Regions from separate parts of the Homo sapiens genome. Here region 1 is linked to region 2. A link is a loop called in an ENCODE intact Hi-C map of the cell type or tissue named here. Cell type or tissue: ascending aorta. All regions are shown on one strand. Each heading gives the region's core, and the rest is flanking DNA. Links, peaks and the distances in the headings are about the cores only.

Region 1 (5,383 bases), core at 72-5,071, 82 kb after region 2:
CATCTTTTAAAAACCTGTTGAAAGTGGTATTAAGAATATAAACAATGTTATGCAACTATCACCTCCATTCATCTCCAGAACTTTTTCATCATCCCAAACTGAAGCTATTAAACAATACCTCCCCATTCTCCCTCCACCCATGTCCTAGCCCCTGGCAGCCACGATTCTACTTACTGCCCTTATACTTTTGACTTTTCTAGGTACCTCCTAGAAGCAGAATCATACAGTATTTGTCATTCGTGTCTGGCATATTTCACTTAGCATAATGTCCTCAGGTTCATCCACATTGTAGCATGTGTCATAATTTCCTTCTTTCTTAAGGCTGAAATCCCATTGTACGGATCTGCCGTATTTTGTGTATTTATTCATCTATCAGCAGTTGCTTCCACCTTCTGGCTTTTGCAAATAATGCTGCTATGAACATGGGTATACAAATATCTGTTCGAGTCCCTGCTTTAACTTCTTTTCGATACATATACCAAAGTGGAATTGCTGGATCATACAGTAATTCTATATTTAATTTTTTGAGGAACAACCATACTGTTTTCCACAGTGGTTGTACCATTTTACCTACTCACCAGCAGAGCACAGGGGTTTAAACTCCTCCATATCCTTACCAAAACTTGTTGGCTGTTTTTGTTTTTTAATGATAGCCATTGTAACGGGTGTGAAGTGGTTTTGATTTGCATTTTCCTAATAATTTATGACACTGAACATCTTTTCACGTACTTATTGGCCGCTTGTATATCTTCTTTGGAGAAATGTCTACTTAAATCCTTTTGCCTATTTTTTGATCAGTTCTTTTGTTGTTGTTGAGTTGTGGGAATTCTTTATATATTCTGGATATTAACTCTTTAAAAGATACATGATTCGCAATATTTTCTCCCATTCCATGGGTTGTCTTTTCACTCTCTTGATTGTGTCCTATGATGCACAGACATTTTTAATTTTGATGTAGTCCAATTTACCTTTTTTTTTCTTTTGTTGCCTGTGCTTTTGGTATCATATCCAAGAAATTGTCGCCAAATCCAATGTCATGAGGCTTTCTCCCTGGTTTTCTTCTAAGAGTTTGATAAGTTTGCTCTTACATTTAGGTCTTTGATTCATTTGAGTTAATTTTTGTATGTGGTGTGAGGTAAGGGTCACTGTCCTTTTTGACTTGACCCCTTGAGGAGGAAGTATGTGCTCATCCTCCTGATTTTCCCAGTAAAAGATCATCCTGGTCCACCACTTCCTTGGTCCTGAGACCCTCCCTCCTGAGACCTTCCCTGGCTTCGTAATGCCTAGTACTGTGTCCACGACCAAGAACCCACTCCCAGGGTTTCTTGTACCTGAACAATTCAGTGTTTCAATAGTTTCCAGGCTATTGACAGAATCTAACCTCACCACATGCTGAGATCATACAGCCCGGCAGCTTCTTCCTGAGCCTCTCATGGGCAGCATCTAAAGAAAGGAACTCCTCACTGTCTGATCAAGGGAAAAGTTTGTGCTTCTGTTTTGTTTTTAAGTTTTTATTTTGAAGTAATCAGAGCCACAGGAAGTTGGAAAGGTATACAGAGAGGTCCTGTGTACCTTTCACCTGGTTTCTCCCAATGGCTAAATTTTACATAAGTATGAATTCCTATAGTTTTAAAATATTTTAATTTGCAAAAGATCTCGACAAGGCTTTGCCAAATCAACCTATGGGCAGATGGCTTGTTTTGAGGTGGTTGCTTTAGAGAAGTTAAGCAACTCAGTGTTCTTTCTAGGTTGGAGTTTTGTCTATGTATCACCATAGTTCGTCATACATAATGAGCACCTAATAAATACTCATTAATGAGTTACTGGCAGGTAATTGATTTGCCTTGTCTGAGGAGAGGCTGGCTTACTCAGAGCTAACTCTCAGTGGCTTTTCAAACCAAACAATAGCCCAGTAGATTTTCATGAAACTCAAATCACATGTAAAATGTTACTCAACTTTGCTTCCTCTGGTCCTTTTCTGTCTCACTTTTGTAAGAACTAATGTGTGGAAAAGGACTCTGGGCGTGTTTGCTGAAGGAAATGTTTTCTTTCCTTAAAGCCATGGAGGGCCAGAGAAGTTGATGAGCATGTTTGCTGAAGGAAATGTTCTCTTTCCTTAATACCACGGAAGGCCAGAGAAGTTGATAGGCATGGGATGCCGTGAAGGAGGTACCCACAGTTGAGGCCTGAGCATTTGGTTGTGATGGTTTAAGAGAGTGAATATCTTAAAAGTGCACAGCCTTGTCTGGGCGCACTGGCTTACGTCTGTAATCTCAGGACTTTGGGAGGCCCAGGCGGCTGGATCAGTTGAGCTCAGGAGTTCGAGACCAGCCTGGGCAACATAGTGAGACGCTGTCTCTACAAAAAAATAGAAAAATTAACTAGGTGTGCTGGCACATGTCTGTAGTCCCAGCTACAATTTAAATGTAAATTGTTTACATTTAACCTTATTTATCCCTTCATTTATTTGGGTCTTTTATAGTTTCATGCTGCAATGTTTTATAGTATTCATTGTGGAATCCTGCATATTTAAAAATGTTTATCCTTATATATTTTCTGGTTTTTTTTTTTGATGCTGTCACAATTATTAAGGTTTATTTTCTATATTTTGCTAGTATATAGAAAAATAATTTTATATTGACTTTGTATCTTGCATCCTTGCTAGATTCACTTTTGATTATAGCAGTTTTATAGATTCCCCATGACTTTCTACATAAATAACCATATTATCTTAGAATAGAGTAATTTTACTTCTTCAATATGTATGCCTTTTATTTCTTTTTCTTTATCACCTTCAAGTAGGCAAAGATTTCTTAGTATTCAAAAAGCATTAGCCATAAAGGGAAAAAATAATAAATTAGACTTACTAAACATCAAAAACTTTTGCTCTTCCAAACACTATTAAGAAAATGAAAGAGCAAACTACATACTGAGAAGAAATAATGGGTGGGTGCAGTGGCTGGTGCTGGTAATCCCAGCACTTTGGGAGGCTGAGTCAGATGGCTTGCTTGAGCCAGGAGTTTAAGACCAGAGTGGGCAAGACAGTGAGACTCTGTTGCCACAAAAAATTTTAAGAAATGAGCTAGGCATGGTGGCACATGCCTGTAGTCCCAGCTACTTGAGAGTCTGAGGGCGAGGATCACTCGAGTTCAGGAGGTTGAGGCTGCAGTGAGCAGTAATCACGCCACTACACTCCAGCCTGGGCAACAGAGACCCTGTCTCAAAAAATACATATTTATGCATATATATACACACACACACACACACACACACACACACAAATTCCTATACATATAGATGTGCATATATGTGTATATGACAGGAGTTTTTTCTGAAATATACGAACAACTCCTACAACTCAATAATAAAAATTTTTAAATGAACAAAACACTTGACACTTCATTACAAAAGATATCCAAATGCCTGTAGGCACGCAAAAAGATTCTCACTATCAGATGCTTGTAGATGGACCATTCTAACCACTGGTCTTCACATCCAGGCTAAAGTCATCATTGGACTGGCCTTTGACTGCGTGGACAAGATGGTTTACTGGACGGACATCACTGAGCCTTCCATTGGGAGAGCTAGTCTACATGGTGGAGAGCCAACCACCATCATTAGACAAGGTAAGTAAGCAAATATCATTTTTCCTTTTTGGTTTTGCTTCTAGCAGCCAAAGTGGCCATGTATGCCAGAGAAGAACAGCAAATGAAGCCAAACTTTCACAAACATTTCTCAGTCTTTTGTTGCATTACTACGATAAAGTGTGTAAAGTTTAGGCACGTTCTACTTTTTTTTTTCTTTTTTTTTTTGAGACAGAGTCTCACTCTGTCACCCAGGCTGGAGTGCAGTGGCGTGATCTTGGCTCACTGCAAGCTCTGCCTCCTGGGTTCACGCCATTCTCCTGCCTCAGCCTCTCGAGTAGCTGGGACTAAAGTCGCCCGCCACCATGCCTGGCTAATTTTTTGTATTTTTTTTTAGTAGAGACAGGGTTTCACCGTGTTAGCCAGAATGGTCTCTATCTCCTGACCTCGTGATCCGCCCACCTCGGCCTCCCAAAGTGCTGGGATTACAGGTGTGAGCCACGGCGCCCGGCAGGCACAATCTACTTTTCAGTGTTCAACCTCAATTCCTCAATTGAGGAAATTCCTCATTAAGGATGCCAATTTCAACCAATGACTCTGTGCTTTGTTTTTCATGCCTACCTTCAACAAATCAAGACTGTTTTACATGGGTATGATTTATCTAGTTGAAAGACCATTACAACAAAAATCCAAAGGCCTCTAAAAATTCCACTGTGCTGAAATGGTCAAGTATTACATGTTGCTTAATTCAGCGACTCATCAACTGACTTGGGAATATTTTTGCTCCTATGGCATTGTCATGCTGATGATATTTGTTCTGTGGAGTCACCTTGCGTTCTCTGCAAAATATTCACATCAAAGATACATCTTTAAAATAGAGCAGCCTCATTTTGTATTTCTTTTTACTTGGCACTGAATGTAGTTTTTTCTATTTTCAATGGAATGTTTCCCTCACAATTGATATTCTAGAAGATTTCCTGTGCCTGTGGAACAACTCCCGAAGCATTTTTTCCCTTCTTTGTTGCCTTCAGTAAAGATGATGCGGCAGGAATGAAGCTGAGGTTGAATTAACTATGTCTGGCTTTGGACATAGACCCTGAACCCTTTTCTGGAAGCCAACAGGCTATTTAAATCATGTCTTCCAGTTTTCATGCTTTGGTTTAGTGAAAAACAGTTTGAAAATGCCTATCTCCGTGTGTTAAAAATGTTATTGTTATTATCTATGATTTCATTTTAAAACCCAGTGGAAGAGGGGAATAGGTCATTGTTTGCTATTTCCTGTTGCTTTTGGAGCTCATAACCATCCAAGAACGCTGTAAGCACAGTAAGAAGCATTCCAAGCAAAAGCCTAGTTACTGTGAAAACACAGAATTAAACCAAAATGTGATCTTTGTAGAAGAAAGATCACTGGGAATAATTTTCTTTTTTTTTTTTTTAAGAGAGAAAGAAGCTTCCAGTTATCTCCTTAGCATGGTACAGGTTGGTGCTTCCCTAGTGAGTGAGAGTGACAGTTAGGTATCATTTTCATTTCTTCCTTATTTCATAACAGCCCGGATCCCAGGCTTTCTTTCTTTCCTTGAGTTACAGACCCAACCAAGTATCTCTAAAAAGTATCATATCTTTGAGGTAAGCAGTAAGGAATACTTCTTCCTCGGACTGCACATTGAAGGATAAGATTATCCAGACCTTTCCCTTGGAAGAGTAGCTCATAAAGAAGTATTTTGAGTTGAGGGAGAGGGGGTTGGTTGCTCTTGGGTTTGAGATCGGGACCAAGGCTGGTTCTAAGGAGACAATATGCA
Region 2 (5,383 bases), core at 95-5,094:
TTAAAAAATGTCAAGGGCCAGGCTCAATGGCTTGTCCCTGTAGTCCAGCTACTAGAGAGGCTATGGTGAGAGGATCATTTGAGTCCAGGAGTTTGAGGCTATAGCATGCTGTGATCACATCTGTGAATAGCCACTGCACTCCAGCCTCGGCATAGCTAGATCTCATCTCTAAAAAAAAAGTTAAGGTCATGAAAGATCAGGAATGACTGAGGAACTCTTTCAAGTTGAAGAAGACTGAAAGTGCATGACAACTGAATGCAGTTTGTAATCTGGTATTTTCTTTTGCTATTAAAAGACATTATATTGACATCTGGTGAACTCTGAATAAGAGCTGTCAATTAGATTATAGTATGATATCAATGTTAATTTCCTTATTTTGGCAATTGTGTTATGGCTAGGTGAGAGAATGTTCTAGTTTTAAAGAAGCATATACTTAAGCATTCAGAGGTAAAGAGGTATCATGTTTGCAACTTACCCTCAATGGTCCAGATAAAAATTTATGTATATATATATGTATCGATGTGTCTGTGTGTGTGTGCATGCATGTGTGAGTGTGTGGAGAGAGAGACAGACAGAGAGAGAGAAAGACAGAGAGAAAGCAAACATGGCAAAATGTTAATATTAAGGAAAATCTGAGTATATGGGATATGGGAATATAAGGGTATATGGAATCGTTTTGTATTATTTTTGCAATTTTTATGTAAGGTTGAAAATTACATAAATCAAGATTAAAAATTAAAATAACAACAAAAGGCAAGTGGAACCCCAGCAGTGAATGCTGGAGGTCTGATGATAATGAACCAGGAAAACGTTCATGGGAAAACAGGATGTAGAACTATAGGAATTAAACTTTACCCTGAAAAGCTTGGCATCTTCCCAAACATAGGTGGACATAATTGTGTTTTCCCAAGGTACTTTTTATCCTAATCGCCTTTGAAAACAGAATAAAGTGAACACCAAATCCTGCTTCACTCTCATCCTTTGTCAGAGTGTTTTTTTGTTTTGTTTTGTTTTGTTTTGTTTTTTGAGACAGAGTCTCGCTCTGTCGCCCAGGTTGGAGTTCAGTGGCGCGATCTAGGCTCACTGCAAGCTCCGCCTCCCGGGTTCATGCCATTCTCCTGCCTCAGCCTCCCGAGTAGCTGGGACTACAGGCGCCCGCCACCACGCCTGGCTAATTTTTTGTATTTTTTTAGTAGAGGCGGGGTTTCACCGTGTTAGCCAGGATGATCTCGATCACATGACCTCGTGATCCGCCCGCCTCGGCCTCCCAAAGTGCTGGGATTACAGGCTTGAGCCACCGCCCCCGGCCAAGGGTGTCATTTTTATCTGAGATCACAATTGAGTGTGGGTTGTTTAAAATACTCATGAATTGGCCGGGCTCGGTGGCTCACGACTGTAATTGCAGCACTTTGGGAGGCCGAGGTGGGCGGATCACGAGGTCAGGATATCAAGACCATCCTGGCTAACATGGTGAAACCCCGTCTCTACTAAAAATACAAAAAAAAAAAAAAAAAAAAAAAAAAAAAATTGGCCGGGCGTGGTGGCGGGCGCCTGTAGTCCCAGCTACTCGGTAGGCTGAGGCAGGAGAATGGCGTGAACCCAGGAGGCGGAGTTTGCAGTGAGCCGAGATCGCGCCAGTGCACTCCACGCTGGGCAACAGAGCGAGACTCCGTCTCAAATAAAATTAAAAAAAAAATTCATGAATTAGGCGAATTCCCTGGAATTGGAACACTAATACATTCACATCTATATGACATCTGGAAAATAAAAGAAAGCTCCATGGCCATACATGGTCAGTTACCAATCCTCACAGGAGAGTGAGATTAGAACAAATGCCTCCTTCAGAGCAATAGCCAATTGAGCTATTTTCCCACTCAGCTGCCTGGACTTTTGTCTGAATCGTCAGAGAGAAGAGTTACCTTGGGGCCGGGTGTGGTGGCTCACAACTGTAATCCCAGCACTTTGGGAGGCTGAGGCAGGAGGATCACCTGAGGTCAGGACTTCGAGACCAGCCTGGCCAACATGATGAAATCCCATCTCTACTAGAAATACAAAAATTAGTCGGGCGTGGTGGCATGCCTGTAATCCCAGCTACTCAGGAGACTGAGGCAGGAGAATCACCTGAAACTGGGAGGTGGAGGTGGCAGTGAGCCGAGATCACGCCACCGCACTCCAGCCTGGGTGACTGAGGGAGACTCCATCTCAAAAATCAAACACACAAAAAAAGAAAAGTTACCGTGGCTTCTTATAGACACACAGCCTGAGACCTGCTTCTTAAATTTTGTGTTTCTGCCTCATCAGGATGACAGCCATCAAGAAAAGAGTATAAATCTCAAAAGAGCAAGGTTTCATTTTTTTTTAAAGCTGGTATATTACAGAATTATGGGTACCATTGGTACTGCAGATATCAGATGATTCTTAAACATATCAGTGAGTTCTTAAATGGTTAAGAACTGTGCACATTATTAATGTGTATGCAGCATTGGGCTAGGCTCTGCGAAGTCAGGAAAACAAATAAAGCACATGGGCCTTGCCCCCAATGAGCTCTTATCCCCGAAAAACATACGAAATGACTAGAGAAAAAGACCGAATTATTATATACACTTAGAAAATGTCCAGAGCACAATATAAAAGTAAGTATTCGATGATGAATGTGTTTGGAACTACTAATTCTAAAGGAGTGACAGGGACACACTGTCCTAGTAGGAGACACAGCATCAATATTACGTCCTACAAGGACTGGGCAATGTGAGGCGAGTGCAGGGCTATAAATAGTAAATGACAGAGAATTTACCGTATATACTGGACTTACTCAGGCCAAGAGATACTGATGAAATAAAGGAGCACAAGCATGCACAGATAGATCGTGAGCATTATGTATAAACAATGGAGCAAATAGATCTTGTGGGTGGAAATAAAGGGAGAAACCTTTCCTTCCATAGATGGGCAGGATGGCGCGGCAGAAAGAATAATAGCTTTGGTGTCGGACAAACTGGATTCAAATCCTAGCTCTTTCACTACCTGTGTAAAACTGGGCAAGTTATCTAATCATTGCAAACCTTGTTTTCACTACATAGGGCTACTAGCTTGTGCAGTTATTAGTATTAAATTGAATGCTACATTAAGCATCTAGCAGAAGCAGCATTCAACAAGCGATATCTCTTGTTGGTTTGTGTATTTCTTAAAGCATCGCACTGTTATTGTTGTGTTTGTCTCCCTGATAGATTGTGAGCTTCTCAAAGAAAGGACTGTGCCTTAACGGTCTTGGCATTTTGAATTTCTAGTATAGAATCTGGCTCATGGTAGATTCTCAGTAAATATTGACATAATAAGAATCACGAAAACTGTACATTTAGGTAACAACGATGGTTTGATATTAACGGAATACTTACTTTGTGCCCAGCTAGGAGCATTTAATGAATCACCTTATCTAATCCTCACGACAATCCTTCGATTTTAACTATGAACATCCCATACAAGTGACAAGGATATTGAAGCTTAGAAACCTGCCCGTGCTTATACAGCCAGTAAATGGAGAGCCTTGACCTCAGCCAGGTTGGATTCAGGCTGTGCTGAACCAGCAAAGTAGAGAACTGCTCTCCTCCTGTAGTTGCTGAGGAAAGTCCCATGGATGGACCAATAGGAGTTTCAGAAGCTGCCTGAGTACCAAAAAGGGAGAGAATTCGTGAGAAGGGTAAGAGCATTCCAGGCACAGACTACAGCTTCAGAGACAGCTCTGATGTGTGACAGAGGCTGGGGTGGGGTTTTTTGAAGGAGGAGTGTTGAAGGCACAGGCCAAAAAAGGCCTACTGAGCTTGGGGTTTCCCTCAACCACAGGGCATGGGGAAGTCGTGGGGCCCGTGTCACGTGCGGGTGAAGATAGAGAAGAATCTCCATACAGAGATCCTGTAGCAGCTGAAACAGGCAGTGCTGGGGCCCAGAAGCCCAGAAATAGTCAGAAACACAGATGGCATAGAGTAGAGTCAGAAGTGCTTCTGGGGAGCAGGCTGGGGGCTCACAGTGCTGTATTGTTGGGAGGGAACTGAAGGAAAAGCACCATATTTGACAACAGACTGCAGGCTGCAGTAAAAGGTAGTAAACAGAGGGCACTTAATGCAGTGGTTATAAGTGGGGTCCTTGCAGCTGGAACACCTAGGGTCACTTACCGGCTCCCAGCTGCATGACCTTAGCAACATGACTTAACCTCTCTGGGCCTCTATGCCCCTTCTCTGTAAAACAGGGAAGGTCTGTTTCCTAGGGTTACTGTGAGTGCAAAATGAATGAATACTTGTAGAACACATGCTGTCTCTGATGGGTAATAAATGTTATTTCTGATGGCGAATGAATTCAAAAGAAAAAGACAAGTTCTCATGAGTAAATCAAAAGTGTTTTGCTTAGAAGGCATGTTTCCTTTGCTTTTTCTTCCTGTCTTTGCTGGTTCAGAACTCATGCCCCCTAAATTTTATACAGAATTTGCTGTTTTCTGAAAAATTATTATAAACTAGGTTCAAGGTCGTTACTTTTAGCTGCTGACAGGAAACGGGGACGTCCTGTTGACCGCTGATAGGTCTGACATCAAACATATCCAACTCCAGCTGTCCCAGATCCTCTTCCCTGACGTCAAAAGGCAGTACTGGTTTTCCAGTCCTCCAAGTGCAAACCCTTGAACTCAATTTTAACTTCGTTTCTTCTCCTCTTCAATGCCAATCTTATAATCAGGATTTGCTCCTTCTTTCATTTCAATGTTTTAGACTTGGTCCTCTAATAACTTACCTGTCTCTACTTTCACCCTAGTGCCAAAGTAACGATCAACCGATTATTCAGGATACCACTTAAATCGCTTATCTCCCTTTGTCAAGAACTTTCAATAGTTTCTTCTCCGAGTGACAGAGCGAATTCAAATTCCTAAATTTGTGATTCAAGGCTGTACTTCAACCGGTCCCTCCCCACATCCTCTGCTGGGGGATGGTGCCCTGAATAAACCCAGCTCGGTCCTCCACCTCCCTTCTCTGCCGCCTGATGACATCCCATTCCTTCCAGAGCACCCGGGTTGATTCCCGCCGTCCCACCTGCAGCTTTCCCCGCCAGTTTTTCCAGCCCTAATGTCTTTGATGACTTGGGGCCCCCATCTGACACTGGCTTGTGTTGTACACTGGTGACTTTGCCTCGGAGGGTGAGACCCCGTTTCCTGGCGAACCTCCACAATAGGGAGCACAGGATCAGGCACTCAAAAAACGCGCAATGAATGGGTGGATGAGCCCATGAACGTGTTGGTGGCTCTGTCCCTTGGCTGATTCCCAGCTCCCACCCCGTCTTCCTACCAGGGTCAAGCGAATTGGACCCCGGACGCGGCCGAGCGGCAATGGGGTGGGCGCCGTTCCTG

The links. Peaks named below come from ENCODE experiments on the same cell type or tissue, not always from the same donor. Only the 100,000 strongest peaks of a DNase experiment are listed, where the experiment ranks them.
Region 1: it touches region 2 in a loop (7-fold over the local background); 21 of 110 quality-filtered maps call a loop at or near these places.

What each region holds. Positions count from the first base shown.
Region 1 is chr1:235,983,622-235,989,004 of GRCh38, reverse strand. NID1 (nidogen 1) reads left to right here. Exons shown (of 20, transcript NM_002508.3): 15 at 3,500-3,626. Among named protein-coding and RNA genes, the nearest start is that of LINC02768, 14 kb to the right of the region's middle. In ascending aorta, for the core only: no CTCF peak of the experiment used is centred there; no DNase peak of the experiment used is centred there; H3K4me3 peaks cover 868 bases; H3K27ac peaks cover 1,679 bases.
Region 2 is chr1:236,065,466-236,070,848 of GRCh38, reverse strand. No RefSeq gene overlaps it. Among named protein-coding and RNA genes, the nearest start is that of NID1, 3.1 kb to the right of the region's middle. In ascending aorta, for the core only: no CTCF peak of the experiment used is centred there; DNase peaks (open chromatin) are centred at 2,775 and 3,858; H3K4me3 peaks cover 310 bases; H3K27ac peaks cover 2,627 bases.